Linked DNA regions of Mus musculus: region 1 is linked to region 2. The links are chromatin loops, found by intact Hi-C in ENCODE. Cell type or tissue: left cerebral cortex. All regions are shown on one strand.

Region 1 (2,500 bases), 130 kb after region 2:
CTGCCTCTTCCTTCCCATGGATCAGGACGCCCAGAAGATATTCTACGGCAAGGGGCTTTGCAAATGATCCAGTCCACCTCCCTCAGGTTATGCAAAAACCTAGTTGACAAAGAATTTAAATATCATTGGTGGTGGTGGCGCACACCTTTGATCCCAGCACTGTGGAGGCAGAGGCAGGCAGATTTCTGAGTTCAAGGCCAGCCTGGTCTACAGAGTGAGTTCCAGGATATCCAGGACTCCACAGAGAAACTCAAAAACAAACAACAACAGAAGAATTTCAGAGGCCTGGCCAAGATCCGACCGCTAACAGTGATGAAGTGTATTACTGAAGTGCTCAGGTGGCTCTGACTCAATTGTACACTTCTCACACAGGAGGTGTTCCAGGGGGCTGGAGAGATGGCTCAGTGGTTAAGAGCGCTGACTGCTCTTCCAGAGGTCCTGAGTTCAATTCCCACCAACCACATGGTGGCTCACAACCATCTGTAATGGGATCCGATGCCCTCCTCTAGTGTGTCTGAAGACAGCAACGATGTACTCACATACATGAAATAATTAAATCTTTTAAAAAAGAGAGAGAGAGAGAGGTGTTCCAGGACTGATAGCAGAAGCAAGCGGACAGACAGAAAGCTATCTTTATGACTCTCCTCCAGACATCATGCCTGCTAAGACAGGAGCATGCCATGTTCAGGATCCAGCTGAAACAATAAAAAGTGAATCCTGTCTTTTGGGCAATTTAAATTGCAAGGCCAGAGCCACTGTCTGCTGGACTGAACCTCTCTGACTAGCACACTCTACACAGTACATCTCCTTCTGGCCAGCTTTGATGCAGCCAAACCACTTTTTGACCTGTCCTACCTCCCGTATCCTACATGAGATAGTAAGTCCCACCCGTCCTTTCATGCATTCAAATCACAGAGTTCAGAACAGCTAGGAGGACAGATAGCAGAACTGCCTGGTCTATCAGATCCCCCTCAGGCAGGTAGTCCGTGGCGTGTTCTGTCAGAAGTTGACAGCCTGCTAGCGTTGGACTCCTCCCAAGTTAAAAATGTCTCGTTCGCTTTCATTTCCTGCTCTGTTGATTGTGGGGTCAGGGACCCACCCATCCGCAACTGGTTTTCCCACTTCGGGCTGTCTGCGGTGCGTAATGGAATTGGGCTGCATTTCTGTGCTCAACCAGGAGGTGTCGCTATGCAATTCAGTCCCCTTACGCTTGGTACTTGTGTTCAATAAAACTCATTATTCCATTTAACAGTCCTCTTTTTAACAATCCCATGCTTTATAAAGCAAAGGACAGTGTAATTCTGTCTCCTCTACTTTCTGTGGCCAACAGCAATTCTTTAATGGCCCATAATCACAAGGATGCATTCGTGCCTAGTCTTCCTCACGCCATGCTTGAACTGAGGCAGCCAAGTGAGCCGTTGCTGTTCTCAGGGAGGTCACAGGCTCCAGAAATCCATTCTGACCCGTTCAGTTCTCAGAGGGGAAATAGCAGGAGAATAATAACTATTCTCTGCTTGCCACAGTGGGCCAGAGATGTCCCCAACACCCACCCCCAACATCCACAGTGTCTCTAAGACATGAGTCATCTCTCTCCCCTTACAGCCCATTAGATCTAGGCATGGTGAACCTGACTTGTCTAAGCAAAGTTACCTTCAGACAGTATGGGGCAGAGTGGAGCGTAGGCTCAGATTACACTTGATAGATAAAACTGCCAGCCCCAGCCAGGCAAGACAGCTATCCTGTGAGTGCTTCCTGTGAGTGCCATCCAGGGTCCATCCACTCCTGCTTGAGGCCAAGCACTGGTGAAAACTTATTAAGAAAATGTCCCTGGCCTTGGGCTGTTACAGCCCGGCAGCAAAGCCACCCGGAGTAGAAGCCTGTCCCTGACGACTCCTCTCATCTCACACAAAGCTTGCCTCTGAAAGCAACATGAAAGATAAGCCCTTTTCTTGGTTTCTAAGGTAAGATTTCGGTTTTGGCCTGCAGCTCTTTCTGGGAAAAAAAAATCTCTTGGTAAATTCAGGTGTAACTCCAACTAGTGATTAAAATCCCCTTTTCCCAACTGCAGAAATATATCCTAGAAACAAACCAAGCCCTCCGAGATGTAAAGGAGGCATTCCCCCCAAAAAATATGGTCAGTGACATTCAACCCACCAAGTCCGCAACCCCTAAAGGGGTCAAGCCCCACCCTACCCCTGAGTCCCCAGCCTCTGCTTGCCCACTGCATGGTCATCCAGACAGCTTGCCACCCAGCCAGGTCCAGCATAAATTGCACACCAGAAGACAGGGTTAGCTCTTCCTGAACCGATAATTAAAAATATTTTGTGTGTCCTATCTTCCTGTGGAGAGGAAAAACCAGCAGCGCATTCTTAGAAGCGTTTTAGAATAACCCAGGGCATTTGCAGACTCTTTAAAAAAAACAGCCCCTCCATAATGGTTCCCCCCCCCCCCTTCTACTGGAAACACCCGCAAGCCTCTTCCTTGGCGGTGTGCGAAGATT
Region 2 (2,500 bases):
AATAGCTTCAGTTAGGGAGCATCAAACCTCTGGAGTACCGTGAGTTCTCCTAGATGTAACCAGTGGTTACCTTCATTTGGTAAATGAATAACTAAACCATTTAGTTTTACAGTTTTCCTGTCTAGTGATTTTAAGTTTGGCTTTAGTGTCGTTGCCTGTGTACAATGGTGTATAAAGTGAAATTCATGTAACATTTTATGAATGCCTCATAAAAGGAGCAACAGAACAGATGGCAATACCCAACATTCCTGGGCAAAAACCTAGTGACTTTATTCAGTCTTCCGTATTGGCTCCGTTTTCCAGTTGAGAAAACGGAGAGTTAAGAGCTGGCTAAGGATGTAGCTCAGCAGTAGAGGGTAGAAAACAGAGATCAGAGAGATGAGCTCATAGGAGTTAGCAAGTGACTAAGCCAGGACTCAGCCTGGATCTGACTTCAAAGTGGCAAGCTTGACCTTTGACATACCAGCCTGCCCCAGTGCTTCACCTTCCCAATACAGCAAAACTTTGAATATGGTTATCAGGAAATGTTAATTCTGTAATTGTTTCTAAAATGAGCGTGTTATATAATTCACAAACCATTAAGAAACCCAGAAGTCTCTAATTGAATAGTCATATGTGTTCATGTGAAAGATGATTATGGCATGGTTGCCATTATTCCAGCCCTTAGGAAGAAATGCCCTTGTCAGTCTGCCAAGATGATGCTTATAACCAGCTGAAAGAGATCTGAGCACTCCCAAGTTAACGTTGAAACAGAAACATGAAAAATTGCAATTTGGCATCGTGCTTCTTTTGCTTTATTTGAAATGGAAGATAGAGACAGTAAGATGGAAGCTGGCTAATACAAGTGCTTAACTCACAAGAGTGTGAACAGAGTGTAAACTTAGGCTGAGCTACAGAGTGTGTGCAGAAGACTGGTCAGGTGACATTAGAGCAAATTAAATGCTAGCGTGTAGAAAAGCCCAGGAGTCCACAGGCTGGGTTGGCATACCAGACAGTGGTGCCACCTGTGTGTCCTTCAGGGAGTTTACCTGCCACCACTGGAATCTAGTTTCCTCATTAGTCAAGGAAAGATTATTACCTACTTCTTAAGACACTGTTAACTAGTAAGTAAAATTAATAGCCAAAGCACATAGTGCCTTGTATGTACTAAAACATTTAATAACTGTTAGCAACCTTAGGTGTGTGAATATTTCAGTAGGAAAAGGAAGAAGAAAACCAAGGAAGAGATCTAGAGGAAAGTTGGAATTTTTTCATCAGACACCATGCTTTGAGGTGCTTAAAGACTGATGAAATTTCTCTACAAAATTTGGAAATGTGCAAGCATGCTATTTTTCTTCAAGACATTAAGGGAAAGGCCGTGGGAAAAAAACCAGTAACTATCAGGCACGGTAATCATTTCATAAACTAAAGATCAATTGATGCCAGAAACACACATACTAAAGGAATGTCAAATGGAAGATAGCCTTACTCTGATAACAGCACTCGTCTGTACCCATCTCTGAGACAGTGAGTATTTATAGCCATGAACTGGCATTTGAAAGCATTCGCCTACAGTGCCAGGCACTACTGAGAAACAGATTATTTTTAAATAAACATTTTCAAAAACTCAGAACCATGGACTGTTTGTGCTTTCAGATGCTAGTTTGTAGAAATCTCTAATGCATATCTCATTGAGCTCATGAGAGCGCCAGAAGCAATGTTGCTTCAGTGTGTTTATTGGAATTTTAAAATCTCCCTCTTAAGAGCAGTGCAAATGTGAATATAGTAGAAATGGGTCCATGGGTGCTCAAGAGAACAGCCGTTTAAATTTAGAAAATATTTGAAATCTTTTCCTCCTGTAAAGGAAGTTATTTGATCTTTGAGATTTTATCAAAAGCTTTGGTCCTAGTAGCACATGTGCACTTCACCTCAGCACACTCAGAGCCTGTGCCCCTTGTGAACCACACAGCGTTCATCATAGCACAAGGGTGGCATCATCTCTGGCCATGGGACTTCTCCCAGTCACAGATTTGTTCTTTTTGTCTGAAGATTAGACAGTTACCTTGCCTTCTGAGTCTTCACAGTTCAGATCCCAAAACAAGGTATTACAGTTCTACAAAAGTATTCGTAGCTGAAGAGGACCAACTGCCACATGAACCCCACCCCCACCCCCCTGCCAATCATCCCTCATCACTACCCTGGCTTGCTTCCCCTTCATGGTGCAGATTAATGCCCCAACTGTGTCCAGGGGCCATGCCAAGAAGTAGAGGGTAGCAGGGGTCTCTGTCTTCCTGTATTTTGTTAGGAGCCCCAATACCCTCCTGTCTTTTTTAGGTGTGGTTTATGTTGGCTATTGAACTTAGAGGAAGAGTTTCAAAGTGTACCAAAATCTAGAAAAAAACGTAGAATGATTTAAAAATCGAAATTTAACCTCTATTTTACATTCTGTAAAGACGTTAAATACGATCCTAATATCTATGTAAAGTTTCATTGCTTAACAATTATTAGCAGCTATTATTGC

The links. A loop is a pair of places that touch in the nucleus more often than their neighbours do. Peaks named below come from ENCODE experiments on the same cell type or tissue, not always from the same donor. Only the 100,000 strongest peaks of a DNase experiment are listed, where the experiment ranks them.
Region 1: it touches region 2 in a loop (2.3-fold over the local background); 2 of 42 quality-filtered maps call a loop at or near these places.

Annotation. Positions count from the first base shown.
Region 1 is chr11:108,888,170-108,890,669 of GRCm38, forward strand. The region is part of intron 2 of Gm46298 (a long non-coding RNA gene); the gene reads right to left. Among named protein-coding and RNA genes, the nearest start is that of Gm46298, 22 kb to the right of the region's middle. In left cerebral cortex, a CTCF peak has its summit at 1,169 (motif pointing right); a DNase peak (open chromatin) is centred at 1,187.
Region 2 is chr11:108,753,312-108,755,811 of GRCm38, forward strand. The region is part of intron 22 of Cep112 (centrosomal protein 112); the gene reads left to right. Among named protein-coding and RNA genes, the nearest start is that of Cep112it, 63 kb to the right of the region's middle. In left cerebral cortex, no CTCF peak of the experiment used is centred here; a DNase peak (open chromatin) is centred at 1,547.